Linked DNA regions of Mus musculus: region 2 is linked to region 1. Evidence: chromatin loops called from intact Hi-C (ENCODE). Cell type or tissue: left cerebral cortex. All regions are shown on one strand.

The links. Peaks named below come from ENCODE experiments on the same cell type or tissue, not always from the same donor. Only the 100,000 strongest peaks of a DNase experiment are listed, where the experiment ranks them.
Region 2: it touches region 1 in a loop (2.8-fold over the local background); 3 of 42 quality-filtered maps call a loop at or near these places.

Annotation. Positions count from the first base shown.
Region 1 is chr19:42,425,010-42,433,009 of GRCm38, reverse strand. Crtac1 (cartilage acidic protein 1) reads left to right here and starts at 1,222. Exons shown (of 15, transcript NM_145123.5): 1 at 1,222-1,400. The coding sequence starts at 1,377. In left cerebral cortex, CTCF peaks have their summits at 422, 1,356 and 3,406 (motif pointing right); DNase peaks (open chromatin) are centred at 1,155, 1,768, 3,408, 6,491 and 1 more place; H3K4me3 peaks cover 2,522 bases; H3K27ac peaks cover 1,825 bases.
Region 2 is chr19:42,337,143-42,345,142 of GRCm38, reverse strand. The region is part of intron 2 of Crtac1 (cartilage acidic protein 1); the gene reads left to right. Among named protein-coding and RNA genes, the nearest start is that of Gm41848, 56 kb to the left of the region's middle. In left cerebral cortex, CTCF peaks have their summits at 3,753 (motif pointing left) and 5,380; DNase peaks (open chromatin) are centred at 1,769 and 3,747.

The sequences.
Region 1 (8,000 bases):
CCTTTGGAGCTGAGCAAAGAGTCCCATATCCTTCTCCGAGGCCTCGGGTCTGGCTTTCAGAAATCCACCGGTCTTATTCATGAAAGGTCAAAATTCACTACTTGCTGAGCACCTATTATAAGCCTGGTTCTATTGTAGATGCAAAAGGTCCATTGATGTGGACCTTAGCAAGTTACCTGCCCCAAACACAGGTATATGGGGAGCTACTAACGAAGTCATCTCCATGTTAGTTGCTCTCCCACCACTACCCTTGGGCCAGAGAGACCAAAGCCATTGCACCCAGCTGTGCCAGCTGGTGACAACGGAGAAAGAGCAAGCGGTAGTACTCCGTGTGGGCAAAAGATGCAGACGCCCTGAGCAGGTGGGCCAGGCTCAGCCCTGGTGGGTGTTGCTGGAGAGGGGGCTAGGTACGGTGAGGACTCTGCCTGCGGGGGCGGAGGGCGCGGATGTGGGAAAGCAGACTCTGCCCGCAGTTGCCTGGGCCGCCGCGCCTGACCGCCGAGCTGCGCTCGCCTGCTCCCCGCCCTCTGGGACCGTGGTGAAGCTCTGTTCCCCATACTGAGCAGTCCCCCGGAGGCGCTCGGACACGTCCCTAGGCTGGATAAAGATCGACTCGGAGCTCGCTCCCCAGCGAGAAATCTCGCCATCGGCGTGGCTCGCGCGGCCGCTCTGGCCGGGCCTGGGAGCCGCCAGATCGCTATCTGGGAGGCAGAAAGACAGCAGCGCGGCCGCTACCCCCCGCCCTGCGCTCCGCGTGGCTGCGGGGTCCTGGGGCTCGCCGGCCTCCCTTCCCCCCCTTGCACTGCCTTCCCCGCGCTCCCCCCCCCCCCGGGGACATCCGCTTCCCGCCCGCCCGGTCCCCAGCGTCCCTCAAGGCGCCCTCTCCCCACTCGCCAGGCCCCGCTGCCTCCTGAAGGTTACGCGGCGCGGCGGCGGGGCGCGGCAGAGCACGGGGGGCACCCGCCCTCGCCGCCGCCCGCGCCGCCGCCCACCCCAATGCCCGCCGCGCCGGGCCAGCCTGGCTGCCGGCTGCTGCCACCGCAATCCCGGCTCCTAAATCAGCGCGGGGAGGCGCCCCTTCCCCCACCCGGCTCCTCGGGCTCCCCGGGCCGCGATTGGCCGCGCGTGCGCCCCCCAAGCTTGGGCCCCGGCTCCAGCTGCCGCGCCATTGGCTGCGGGCCTCCGCCAGCCTTTACATAAGCCCGGGCGCGCTCGAGTGGAGTTGTATAAAGCGAGCGCGCGGCGTCGGGGCGGGAGGCTCGAGGCCAGCCCGGGACCAGGGCTGGGCGCTGCAAGGCGGCGGCGCCAGCGGCAGAGGCAGCATCGAGCGCCCGCGCTCCGACGCCCCCAAGCGGTGGGGCTGAGAGAGCCAGAGGATGGCTCCGAGCGCTGACCCGGGCGTGAGTATCCGCTCCTGGAGCCCCCACCCCTTCCGGCGGAGAAAGTTTCGCCAGCCTAGCGCACCCCTCCCCGCACGCCCCCAGGGGTGGCGGGGATGCAGCTGGGGACCTGGGAAGATCGGGACTGCGAAGGCGGCGACGCTGCTCCCAACTTGCCAAGAGGCGCTGGACTCTATTGGCGCGCAGATCCTCCCCGCGGGCTGGGGGCAAGGCGGGCGCCAGGCTGGAGGTGGTGGAAGAGATGGGAGCCGAGGTGTGGGGGTGACAGCCCACAGTTGGCAGAGAACGTGTTAGTGGCACAGAGGATGGAGGTCAGCGGTTTGAGAAGGGGGCAATGGGGCTAGTAGGGGGCGGAGCAGGTGAAGGCTGTGCTGAGGGTACCCGGGGAGTCACCCAGCTGGCGGGCTCAGTTTGGGGACGACTAAGCTACCATCCTCGGCCGACTGCCAACGCTTCCAGGTTGGGGAAGATCCCCCGGGGCATAGCTCTTCTCCCGGGAAGCCGAGCTGTCTCCCCTTGCACAGCGCTGAGTGGCAGAGTGCTCCCGGAGCCAGCCCGGTACACAGCGTAGCTGCCAGCCGCCTTTTGCTGGACCGAGGTGTGGTCTGGCTTTCTAGCTAAGGATGTTTCAGGCAAGCTCTTTTCTGGCATTCTAGGGGAACCATGGGGTCCCCCCCCCCCTTGATCTTATGGAATCAGATAAAGGTTTTGGTGGGGCAGCAGGCAGGCTTGGGGGCATGCCCAGCAATGCAGCGTGATTCTTTTGCAGTACAGTAGTTGGGAGCCCTGGTTAGTCCCGCTTCTGCAGAAACCAACTAAAGAATCCAAAGTCATCCCAGCTGGGATGGGAGCCTCCCTAGGGGTGGGGGTGGGGGGTTCCTTCTTGAATGACTAATGATTACTATTGCTATTGGGTGGGTTCACCTACCGTGACATCTGTACATCTCATCCGTCCTCCTGGAAGCGTTCATGAGTTGCACTTGAGGTACCTTCTGGGATGGGTGCAAGACTTCGAAAAATGAAGCCAGTTGGAAAAGAAAGCAAGAAGGTTCCCAGAGTAGAGGACAGCGGTTTGATGCTGTGTTGAACCTGGGAAGAACTCCTGGGGAAAAGCTATCAGGGGAGATTTGAAACCATGATAACTTGGGACAGGAAGTACCCACGTTGAATTAAAGCAGATCCAGAGACTTGAACAGTTCCTCACACTTGGGTATTGAGACAGAGACGTGGAGGGTGGAAAAATGGGAATATGAACAGTTGGCCCAATATGGTCTTCAAGGAGGCGTTTTTTCCCCCTCTCTCTTTCCTGTCTTGGTTAAAAAGCCTCTTCTGGAGGCAGGTTCTAAAGTCAATTTGGTAGGCAAGGAAGGGAGTTTAGTTCTTGGTGCTGGACTAGATTAGAACACTTTGGTCTCCAGTTGGTGCTGATAGATTCTGGAGAAGGTTGAAGGCTGCCGGTGGCTTCTGCTCTTGTAGCTGATGGGTTGGGGTTGAGCCATTCACCGTAGTACAACCCTACCAATGGGCATGTGTTCAAACTCCTTGGATACCTGCGTTAGGCTAATGATTTTATGTGTGTGTGTGTGGGTTTACCAATCCATGCCCACCCCACCCCCATTCCCTGTTTGCTTGCAGTCAACATTTCTTGCTGCATTTCCCAAGACCTTCTTTCCATTAGGGATGTGTGCAGTGATATACCTGCTTGCTGCTCTGTCTTCCTTTCTCTGTCTGGACTACACCTGGCCTTCTGAACCCTGGTGCTTATTCTTTGGCACCAGGGTGTTTGGTTAAGGTATCCTATGGTTGCATGGAGGAGCCCTGTGAATGAGTAGACCAATGGCCTATGTAATGCCGAGACTGAAACACAGATTCTTAGAGAGACTAGGCCAACGACCAGGAAATTCTTCTGTTAAACAGGTTGTGACCACCTGAGTTGGTCCTCAAGCTCTCCTGCCTCCTTCCAATCAGTGGAAGCTTGGAGGTGGAGCGGGCTCCTTGGTGACCAGTAGGGGGCACCAAAACCACCTAGCTCAGGACTAGTGACTTGTTTCTTACCCTTCACTGGCCATAGTAACTTAATGCTTTAAGAAAGCTCAGGCTACCAACCCCTCAACAATCATCCATTGTGATTGAGGACACTGGGACTGGGACCCTTCCACCACATGTCCTGTGACTTCAGGTGGTCCTAGGACTTCAGAAGCAGTGGGATGGCAGAATATTCCGGGGAGGCAGAGCCGATACATAGCCCCGCTTGCTCTCTGAGATCATTGTTTTTTTGCTTGGTATCTGTGTATTCTTTGAATTCTTGGAACCTAAGAATATTTAAGACTAGAAAAAAGAAGAGAGGAGCACTGGGGAGTATCTGGTCCACCTCACCCCGTTCCCAACATTCCCCTGTACAATGTATTTACAAAAAAATTCAGCTGAAGTAAAAGTAGTATCTTGCCCAAGGTCACATGGCTGTTTGGTAGAAGAGATGGGGCCAAGCCCCAGGATTCCCAGTTCCCTGTTTGGAGCTTTCTCCACTCCAGTGACCTGCTTCTTCTGTGCTGTGAAAATGGACATATGTTTCTACGCAGTAGGCACTGGTAATTACTGACTGGCCAGACTTGAGTATACTAATAGCTTTAGTAAATTTAGGGAAATTTTCTTTGCAAGAAGACAAGGGCAGATAAAGCTCTCATAATGAACATACACGGGCTGTAAAATTCCAAGTTATCCTCTCTCCTCCCTCCACTGTCTTGTCTTATTGCTCTAAATGATCTTTAGGCAAAAGCTGTGCAACTCCGTGCAATGGAATCAGAAATGCGCAGGCCCTCACCAGATAGTCTTAGAACCTAAGGCGAGGCCTAGACATCCTCTAAGGCATGCTGGAACAGTCTCTCTGTCCTGCAGTCACACCTCTGCTGGTGGGACCCCCTCAAACTCAGATCCCAGGTGAACTAAAAAAAATTCCCGAAGAGTGTTTCCCCGATGTCCTTCATCCTTGCCGCTCTCAGCTCAAGGTCACCGTAGTAGAGGCTGTGGTCTCAAACAATCCCTTCTCTTCTGGCATCTGGGGCACCTAGAAGATGCTCTCATTTCTGATGTCCTTCTGTTCTGCTGGTCTGGTGGGTCCATGGGTAACTCTGTTTTCCACTATCACCCAGTTTCTTTACGTACCGTATGCACTTCCTTGGGGTTGGTTCTTCTTGGAACTTTAGCAGATTTGGTGGCCTTTCTTCATTAGGAACCCTGGTGCCAATCTGGAATTCTGAGAAGTAAAATCCTCCCCTGCCCTTGAAGGTCACCCAGTGGGTGCTTATTGCCAAGGAAAATGCTCAAGATTGTTCAGCTCTTCAGTCTCACTGACAAGATGGGTCTTCATCCATAAGAAAGAAGGGAGGTGAGGATATAGGCCACCAGAGAGCCATAGCTCCTTTCCTTAAGTGCGATTCCGAGAACTGTGTTTGAGATCCACGTCAGCCTATTTAACTTCTCGGTCTTGATCTGATTCTACGTAAGATCAGAGGAGTATAATTACATTCAGTATAAGAAGAGTATAGGATCTTCCTGTGAGGGTAGGTGAGCAAAGATGGGGGAAGATGGTCTTTGGGATTCTTCTCTTTAGGTGCGATGCGAAGAGCTAGTCATTTGGAAGGAGCTATTAGTGCTGGATCACTGGGAACACTGTGGGATCTTTTCCTCTGCAGCTAAGGCCAAGTGTTGAGGTTTGCACATCAGCTTCTGGTCATGGTGGCATCAGGACTGATGAGCAAAGTCTGACTGGCAGGTCTCTCTCTGGCCCACTGCTGGATTTTCACTTTGGGGTTCTGCCATGCTCGGGGAAAAGAAATTTTACAGGTCCCAGGATAATTTTGAATGTGATGGAAGGCCCTGAGCTATTGATTCCTGAGGAAGGATCTTTCTGCTGGGAGAAGCCTTCCTCAGAGCCCAGTGATTTAAGAGTGCTGACAAATCCTTGCTCACCGAGCCTCCTGCAGGCTGCAGATAGGCTCCCAGGCCAGCCTGGACTCTGCTCTGGATTTCTGAAGAGTCTGGCTGGTTGCTTAGGGGACATAAACCTGTGAACTCTCCTTAGGAGAAAGTATGAAATCAATTGGTTCATTATCACACCAAACACACGCTGGACCACTTAGGGCGTTTAAGAAATAAGAAGTAGCAGAAGACTGTGAGATTGGGTTTGAAACATGTACAAGAAGGTGTGAAGGGCTAGAGAAAAAGAGTAAAGGATGGATGAGAAGACCTTTGTCCGTCCCCCCCCATGCTCCTTATGTTTCCAATCCCACTGCAGCCCCTAGGCAGTAGTGACTGGAGAGATTACTGAATTCACACCACCCAGACTTTTGGCAGGGTCTAGAGATAATATATTGCCACAGTTGGAATGAAGGGTACTGCAAGCATCATCTGGTGGGAGAGAGGCCAGGTTGTTGCTGAACCTTCCTTTAGTGCACAGGGAAGCCCCAACACTACTGATTAGCTGGCCCCAAGGCTCTACGGTACCAGGATCGGGGCCTAGCAGTGCTTTACAGATGGTAGAGATTTTGGGAATGTTCCAATCAGCTCTGTTTCATAGCCGAGGACCCTGAGATCCAGAGTGGAGAGATGACCAGGCAGAACCCAATAGCAAGTAGACAGCAGAGCTAGTCTGGAACTCACATCTGCTCCTTTGAGGCTGGTTTACCCAAACTCCCCCAAAGTTGTTGTGAAGGATAATTATGAGCTGTGGAAACACTTAGAAAATTACAAGGAGACTATTATTAATGCTGCTATTATTACAAATTTGGGGGTTTGAAAAGTTCTGTTTCTCTGGTGCTGACTCACAGTAACACTAGATCAGTCACTCCCCAAGTCCTATACTGCCTTTCGTGTGCTCGTGGAAGGGGGTCGTCTTAACAGAAGATAAGTATCAGAATCTTTATCAATAGAGGAAAGTCCTAAGATCTGCCTTTCAAAAGTGTAGACACCTAGAAAACAAGAAAGAAGAAAAAAGGAAAAAAAATTCCTTGAAAGAAATCAGATGGACTTTGTGTGAAACAAAACACTCCCTTCTTGGAAACATTCCAGTCCCCTGGCCCCGTGTGTGCGTTGGTTCCAGCCCAGGAAATCTGATCAACATCCGGAGGCGAAAGTGATAGCTGCACAAATGTCAGACGACTGGATTTGTCCCCATTCTCTGAGTCAGGAGAGATTGTGACTTCTCTGCCACCCTTTCTGCTGGGGGCAGGGCAGGAGGGGAGCAGCCTGCACCGGGAAGTTCTACAGGGAAGTTCTGGGAGGGATGGGAAGGCCGGTACTAATTAGTAAAACCTTGTTTACTTAACAGACATATTCTTAAAGATCTCTTCCAAGGGACGTTTTGACATATTGCTTTAATTAGCCACAGAAGAATGGAGAGTGCAGAGAGTGTAAAATGACCCTCGCTGATGTTTCCAGTTACTCTTATCTTTGTTTGCACCTCACAAGTACTCTGACAAGGTCATGGAATCACTGCTGAGCTAAGGGACTGTCCTGGTGACCAGAGGAGGGACCATAGGGATGTCTTTTTCCTTGCCTATGCCAGGTTCCTTCTGGCTAGAGCATTGATTTCAGTGGGGTTTCTGGCCCGAGCCTCCTGGCTTCTTTTGTCACACCTGTCTTAAATGAGCCACCTTGTCCTGCAAATCTTACTGAAGCTCCCAGGAAAGGCACAGGCCTGAGCGCTTGGATTTTCCCTCCTAGCTCAGCTGCAAAGCTCCTGTAGGCTCGGCGGTCACAGCCCCCACTTGATGTTCTCCGCATTCAGCTAGAGAGAGTGGTTCTCTCCTTGTGGTCAGGATTAGAGAAGGAAGTCACTTAAGGCTCCCTCGGAGGACTAAGGTTACCTGCATTGGAGAATAAGGTTTTACTACTTAGACCCCTGCCTGGATGCACTGGGAGCCGTGAGCCCCAGGTCTCAGGGAAGCAGTCACCTAAGCTGGGTGGGCTCTTTCCACTGCGTATAGTGGAACCCCTTCTCTTTGAAGTCAGCTCATCTTTCACCCTGGCCTCAAAGAGCAGCTTCTGTTACACTTCACAGCCCTGCACCTCTCATCCAAAGAGGCCTTTGCAAGGGTAGAAACAAGAGTCTTCAAGGAGATGCTGCCCTGCCAATGGTGTTGGGGGTGGAGACACAGCACAAGTTGCTCGCCTGTACAGATTCAGCACCTAGGACAGCACCTGAGACTTTGGCGCTCAAAGGGTGCTAATAAGTGTGTGTATGGTTGGGGGGGGCGGGATATGGATTAGAGGTGGCCTTTCTGGGGCTGAGGTGGCCTCTGGCATTAAGGTGGATCTCCAAACTGGCCTTACTTGGGGAGGCCTACTTCTCTTCCAGCTCCTTCTGGAAGCTAGCCTTTGGTGTCAGAGCCATGTATATCTCCAGGACCCTGCTAATTAGCAGGGCTCATGAATCCTATGCAAGGGCCACTCAGTAGGACGATGGTCAGCTGTGAGCCTGAAGCTAGGCTGAGTTTCCTTTTCTCTTCACCATCCACAGCTGCTTCTCCTCTCCCCTCCCCCACCCCAAGTAGCTTCTCTGGTGACCCCTTCGAGCAGCCTTACCCTGCTTCGGCCCACAGA
Region 2 (8,000 bases), 88 kb after region 1:
CACAGCATCTATTTGAAAATTGTCAATCACAGGCTCCCATCTCCTGGCTCTGACATTGCCGTACAAAACCAGCTGAGCCAATCATAGATCTCTGAAGTTTGTCCTACAGTGGCTTGCATCTGTTAATCCCAGCATGCCTAGAGCAAGATGGGAGGCAGAGACAGGAGAATCACCTGGAAGCTCACGGGCCAGTTACTCTGGCATACACAGCATGGCAGAAACAAGCAAGACCCCTACCTCAACAAGGCAAGAGGAACAAAAAAAAAAAAATGAATTCCAAGAAAATTGTGCTTTGATCTCTCTACCAGCACATCGTGGTGTGTGCACACCCTGCTCACACATCACATGCGTACACTGATACTGAATAAAATAATAAGAAAAATCCTGCCCTCCTCAAAAAAAAAACAAAGAAAGAGAAGAGAAGAAGAAAGTGCCTTCTATTGAGGGTGAAGCTAGAGTTCATGTACAAGGCTGAAATGCTGTCACCGTTCAACCCTTCGAACAGAAGGATGGTGCAAGAGAATGAAGCCAACAGAAAGACGGGGAGGGGGGAAAGAAGGCAAAGGCCCACAGTCCCCAGCGGCTAGCTCTCACTCCACTCTCCCGCAGGTTGCCCACACCCGCGTGATTCCTGTAGTTTGGAATCTGTGCCAAGAAATTCCACAGCTAGTTCAGCTTAAGTGTTTGTCGCACACAATCAAAGAACCTTGACTAACAGCCTCCACCTGGCCCTGGGATCCCTCCTTTGACAGTTTCTGCGATGTCTGCTTCCATGTCTCCCTCTTTTCCTGGAAATACATTGAGGAATAGTCATGGTCTTGTTCATCTCCACCGTCTCGTCAGCATCAGCAAACAGGAGCAGGCACCTGCTCAGTCCAAGCGTTGTCCTAGAAACAGTGAGAAACAGAGCTGCCAGGGAGGGTCTCTGCCTTCCAGTGCTCCTGTGCACATCAAAATACAGGAAATTCCAAGGGCGCTGAGCACACGCTGAGCACAGAGCTCTTTTTGGAATGAGTCGTTCATCAGTCACTCCACGTGGAGTTTTTACAGAACACAGACACTTGTAGCTGCAGATTATTCTTACCTTTTAGTTCCAAACATCCCTTTCTTGGAAAACCGTCCACTCTTCAGAACAGAAGTGAGGGTTTTCCTTCATCTTAGTTACTGTTTTCAGTGAGCGTTGTCTTTGTGAGGTCTTCTTCATCTTAAATCAAGATTAAATCTGCCTTGCATTATTTCTGGATGCCCTTTTCAAGCCTAGGCAATATACCTTCCCAGACCCTTCATCCCACCCAGGAACCTCCCATTCCCAAAGCCCTACTCTTTCACAGAGAATCCTTGGTCTGCACACAGATCCTATTCCGGAATGCAACATGGGAATCTCCTGTCTTAATGCCTTTCCATATGTTTTCCGGTCCTATTTAACTTCAATGGCTTTCAATGAATTAAACATGCGGAAAGGAAGAAAGATCGTTACGTACATTTCCAAAGAGATAATCTGGATAATCTGTGCTCAAAGGTATGGGATTGAAAGTGGGAAACATTTAGTTACAGCTGTATATTAGTTACTTCTCGCATCAACTGTGGTCAAATGCCTGACAGAAACGCTTCGGAGCAGAGAGGCTGCTTTTCGCTCACAGTTTCAGACGGTGTGGTCCAGCACCGTTAGGAAGATGCAGAGGCTGAGAAAGCCTGGGCTGCGGCAGTGGGAGCTGGTGGCAATGGGAGCTGGCGGCAATGGGAGCTGGCAGCAATGGGAGCTGGCGGTACAGCTTGTTCATGTGGCAGACCGTGACTCAGAAAGCTTGGGCCAGAATGAGAAACAGACACAGCCTTCAAGGCCTGTCCCCAGAAACTCGCTTCTAGCTTAATCACACTTCGTGACCTCCCAAAAACAGCACCATGAACCCAGGATGACATCCTCCAACACATGAGCTGATGAGAGATCTTTCACATCCAAGCTGTGACACGATAGAAAGAAAACAAGGACTCAAAAAATGGTGATATCTGGAATCCCCGTGAGGAACAGCAGGGGCTATTCGGGTTTTCTTGTTTTGTTTTGTTTTGTTTTGTTTTTAATTTGTTTCCAGCTTGTGTTCCTCCTGCCTCAGTTTCCCAAATACTGGGATCGTAGGCATGCACCTCCCTGTCTGGCTCTTTGTTCATTGTTAACTTTTCTCTGAGGGCTCTGGGAACACAGTCAGATATTCTGAGACCCAGCTACAAGCCAACTGTAGCCAGACTTCCACTGGACAGACATGCCGGTTGTGAATTCAAGCGGCTCGCCTGGAGAACTACACTGACTCATGGGAAATCCTTTTTCCTACTTTCCAGGGATGAATTTTTCTTTCCCTTAAATCTGAGGTGATAGCTCATCGTTATCTGATTTCTTTCCAAAAACTTAGTGGCTTAAAGATGATTTATGATTCCTTCCATTCTGTGCACCAGGAATGTGGTCTAGAACCTGGGGGGTGGTTCTCCTGTTGTGCAGAATGCCTGGGTACCTGGATGCTGCTGCTTCCAGTGTCAACAGACTGGACTGAGGGCCAGAGGGGTCTTCGCTCACCGCCTGGTGCCTCACTGCTCATCCATGGAGCTGATTTGACTTCTGCAGCTCCTGATTGTCTCACGAATATCAGATTTTCCTTACATGGTAACCAGCTTTCCCCCAGAGACAGATGGAAACCACTGGGCCTCTGAAAGGCTGAGACTGGACCTGGCCCATCATCATTGTTACCGTGTTTTGACTATTCAGGCAAATCACAAAGTCCCATACTCAAAGTATATTATCATATATATACATATATATGTGTGTGTGTGTGTGTATAATCTTATGTTATATGTGTGTATTATATATCACTATGTCATCATATGTGATATATAATATACATGTTATCATGTATTTGAGATATTATGTATGTGAAATGTGATAATATATATGGCTCACAACCTTTTTTGATGAAGGTTGACAGTTTCGATCTGCCAAGAGCCAGATGGTATTTTTAGCTTTTAGGCCATACAGTCCCTGTTGCAACTACTCAATCCTGTCTTTTGCCAAAGGTAGCTATATGTGATATATGACTTTGCATACTTGTGTTCCAATAAAACTTTATTTACAAAAGCAGCCAAGAGGCCACATATTGTTCTTTGGCTGATTATTGCTTTAGACCAATTATACGTTTGTCTTTCAACTAATTTTACCTAATGGCTAGCTAATCACTTTTTACTAGAAACTCACTTCTTTTAACTTATAGCTGAGGGTGTTTATTAATGTGACCAAGAATAAAGTATGTATTTTATGCCCATAGTTATGAAAATACAACATATCTTTAAAACAACTCTACAGGAATTGTCTAAAGTAGCCCACCAGATGGGACTGTTTCCCTGTGGCAACGTCTCAGCCTCTGGAGACACGCTGTACTACTTACGTTTAGCATTGCTTTGAGAAACTGCAGAGATGGCTCAGTGCTTAAGTGAACTTGCTGCTCTTGCAGGGGACCCAGGTTCAGTTGCTGGTACCCATATGGTGGCTCACAACCATCTGCATCCTGTCCCACAGGATCTGATGCCCTCTTCTGGCCTGCTTGAGCCCCAGGCATGCACATGGTATGTGTACATACAAGCAAAACATTCAGACACATAAAGTAAAATGAAATAATAAGGAAAACTGTTAAACACCATCACCGCTTTAATAAGCACACCCTGCGGAAGAGGTTGCCTGGCTCACAGTTTAAACACAGCGCCTCCTAGTGGAGAAGCCATGAGGTGGGCGCTTCGGGCAGCTGCTTCCAAGTCAGGAAGCAGAGAGAGAGGAAGCCTGCTGCACCTTTTCCTTCAGTTCAGAGCCTCACCCCAGAATGGTGGCACCACCGCCACCAGTTAGGGTGGATCTTCTCTCCTCAGATCACCCAGTCTAGAAACTTCTTCACAGGCATGCCCAGGAGCTTGTTTCCATGGCAACTCTAAATGCACTCAAGGTGACAGTCAACTAATGCTTTCCATCAGCCTGGTCTACAGGTTGACCGGCTCCTCTTTCCATGCATCTCTGTTGGTCTGAGCCCCACCCCTTCATCTGTGTGTATGTCTGTGGCTGTCTCTAGTGTTCAACCTGTCTGTATGCACATGCCCTTCTCCCCTCCTCTCTCCCTCCCGCCTCCATTTGTGCCCCCCCCCCCCCTTTGTGACAAGGTCTCTCTATGTAGCCCTGGCTGTCCTGAAGCTCACTCTGTAGACGAGGCTTTCCTCAAACTAACAAGGATGCCCCTGCCTCTGATTCCTGAGTGCTGAGATGGAGAGTGTGTGCTGCCATCCCAGGCCCCTGCTTCCTTCTCTCTCTATTTTCTCTCTTGTTGGGCAGATTATTTTTCATAATTTACTTTTTAAAAAGAAGTTTCTTGTTCTTAATTCTCAAAATAGCTATGTTACATAGCTTCCAAGTCTAAAAAGCTTTCTATTTTATGAAAAGAGATATCACATGTAAATTATTTAGCCTAGTACCTGGCACATGGTAACTACCTAGTGATTACATTCTCTCATGTAGGTGATCCACACACACATGGATCACCATTAACAACAACTACAACAATGTAGCTCTTCTGTCTCTATCAGTAATTTTTTCTCACCTCTACCCCAGATATCAGCTGTCCACATCCTCTCTGTTATGACCCTGTTTGTACATGTCTGGGGAACTACCAAAATTGGAGGATAAAAGACAAACCAAGGGACTGTGCACAGCGTGCCTTTTGATCAGCCAAGAGATGATCAGGCACCTAGCCCCTTCTCTTCTGTTCACTCTGACAAGATTTGTTGAACACATGGTGTGGACTGGATGGTGAACGTGAAGCAAGTATGCAGGTCCCAAGCCTCTTGACTCTCACGGCCCACTGGGGGAAACAGGAAACAGAGAACAGGTCACAGTAGGAAAGAGGGTGCAGGGTTCGGGAGATAGAAATGGGCGATCTCTCTAGGGAGCTGCCTTTTAAGATGAACCCTAAGACAGGAGATGAGCCAGCTGTGGGAACAGCAGGAGGAAGTAGAATGAAATCTACTGGGGAGAGTCAGCCAGCAAAGTGGGTGGCTGCAAAGTGGGCGGGGCCAAGCAGGGCCCTGTGAAACCCACCCAGCAGCAGCTTTCTCAAACACTGGTGAACTGCCTAACAAAAGCATCCTGCGGGAGGAAAATTCTATCTTGGCCAATGGTATCAGAGATGAAGTCTGCCATGGCAGAAACAGCAGAGTGGTGTGGCTTCATGGAGAAGAAGGGAATGGCCAAGGTTTGTGCACATTTTGGTGGATCGGGAAGCAGAAAATAAGACCAGAATGAGATCCTAGTTAATCCTCAAAGTCCCACCCTCCCCTCCATCAAGCATACCTCCTGTCCAAAAGGTCCCACAGCACCCCCTAAAAAAACACCACCTGCTGGAGACCAAGAGTTTGGGCGCACAGGCCTGTGAGGTACACATCAGACTCAAACCACAGCATCCACCCAAGAGTTTCAGGGAGGTAGCTGCCACGATCTGGCTTACTTGTTAAAAAAAAGACTCATACATGGAGATTAGATCAGTGGGGCAAATGAGGAAAACAGAGAAAGGAGGCACCCCAGAGATGGTGGCAGTCAGTCGGGGAGGAAAGAAAAGAATAAAGCTAGGATATTTTTAGAGGTAGATATGACAAGAAGGGCTGATGGATTCGATGGGAAGACGAAGGGGAGGGAGGCTGAGGCTGGTGCCAAGCACCTGGTTTTTAGTGCTTGGGTGCCTACTTGAGGGAGGGAGAAATGGAGCAATCAATAGTTCCATTTTGGACATGCTCCATCTCGGGCGCATGAGGGGAGATGTCAGGTAGGCAGTCGGATATATGAGTCTGAGCCTGGGCTAAGAGATATAAATTTAGGGGGTTGTCAGTCATGGGAATGGATATGACCAACTAGAAAATGGAGAGAGAAAAGACAACAGAACCAAATCCAAGCCTGGAGACTCCAGCAGTCAGAAGGTAGGCATAGGAAAAGGGACCCAACCATGGGGGGAAAGGAGGGGAAGCCAGAGAGGGAAGAAAGTAAGGCAGGGCGTTATGAAGCCTAATGAGGGTGGGGCTGTCCTGTGGGAGAGTGGGGGGCAGTTGGGAGTGGCCACAGTGCCACTCACTGCCAAGAGGCCAAACTTGATAAGGACAGACAGGGCCTCCCTCAATCTGGCCACATTAAAGCCAAGGATGGCAACTAGAGTGACTTTTTGGGCCAAGGTTCGATGGGATAAGGAAATGCATGGCGGGAAAGCAGAGACCGCTTACGAGGACAACTCTTTTGAGAAATGTGTTTAACCAGGGAAATCAATGACGAAATCCACCTTCCTAACCAGGGTGGGATGGCCGTGGATAAGAAGTGGTAGCTTGTTTAGAAACTAACTGCTCAATCGCTGGGGAGCAAAAGGTCACGCCTCGGGCTTGTTGTGATTTTTTTTTTCAATGACGATGAGAGCTTGCGATTGTGTAACTGTTCACAGTTTACCAAGTGTTGTCACACACACTCTCACACGCCTCACGGCGGTCCTTCGAGGTGTGAGCGGCAGTGAGTTACAGATGAGGAAGCTGAAAACTTAGAGGAGTTGAGTGACAAGCTTGAGCCATAGTCGGGATGCACTGCCAAGGCTGTGATAGCCTAACCATGGCTGGCACACTCTGATATTAGGCACCATAACTAGCTTTCAAGAACATGGGGCCCTGCCCAGTTCCCTGGCTCCATTTAGCTGTGCTTTCAAAGCCCCTTGGACTCCTACAAATACCCAGTGCTTCCCAGCAAGCGTCAGAGAAAGGAAACACAAGACCCTATGTTTTGCCCAGGCTCACAGAGAAACTGTGGATAAGTCACTTCACCTCTGTACTCTAGTGTTCACATCTATAAAATGGGGTCGTCCCAGGCCTATCATGAGGATACAGTGGGATTTGGAAGCACTTGGCAGAGTGTGTGCGTGGGAACTGCTCTCTGAAGGCTGCTCAGGATAACTTCCTGATGTACTCCTTCCTGCTTCATCTCTCACCCGCTCACCTCTGCACACAGACCTTCACACCCTCACCTCTATATTACACACACCCTTACCAACAAATGCATATTCTCATTTATACACAATTTATACACACACACACCCACACATGCGCACGCACCCTCACTAATCGCACACATGCATACACACACACACACACACACACAAACATACAGACACACATGCATGTGCATACACTCACACAGATACACATGTGCATGCTCACACAGACATACACATGCATGCTTACACACACACACTTGCGTGCACACACACAGACACATGCATACACACATGCACACAAGCATATGCATACACACATGCATGCACACACAGACACACTCACACACACTCACACAGACACACACACGTGCGTGTACACACACACACACACACACACACACCTTGATCCTCCGTACCCTTCCCTCTCCTCTTCTTACCCATCCTTTCTTATCTGACCCTCCACTCCACTCCACTCCACTCCACTCCACTCCACTCCACTCCACTCCTCACCCCCTTATCCCTCACCACTCACCCTCTCCCCCTGCATCCACACACACCATCCCTTCCATCCTTACCCTCCACCTCTCATCCCCACCCCACCCCTCCACCCCTTCTCCCCTAAGCCCTTCTTCTTGCGGTCTGTGTCTGAGCACCTGCCGTAGTATGCTCTAGGCACAGCACAGGCAGAGACACACATCCTTTTGGACTCTGGCAGTATGCACTTAATGAGGGCAGGGATGTGATGCAGACACCTTTGCCCTCTCAAGAGCGAGCCAAGGCAAGACACTGCAGGATACCCGGAAGAGAGAAGGTCACATCCAGCCTGGCACGTGGGGCTGACTTCACACAGGATGGGGCCAGGAGGGTGGGAGAGTGTTCCCCGTGGAGCAGGGGCGCAGCTGGACAAAGGCACAGGCACAGCTGGAAAGGGCAGTGCATCTTTAGGGGCTGGCGAGGAAG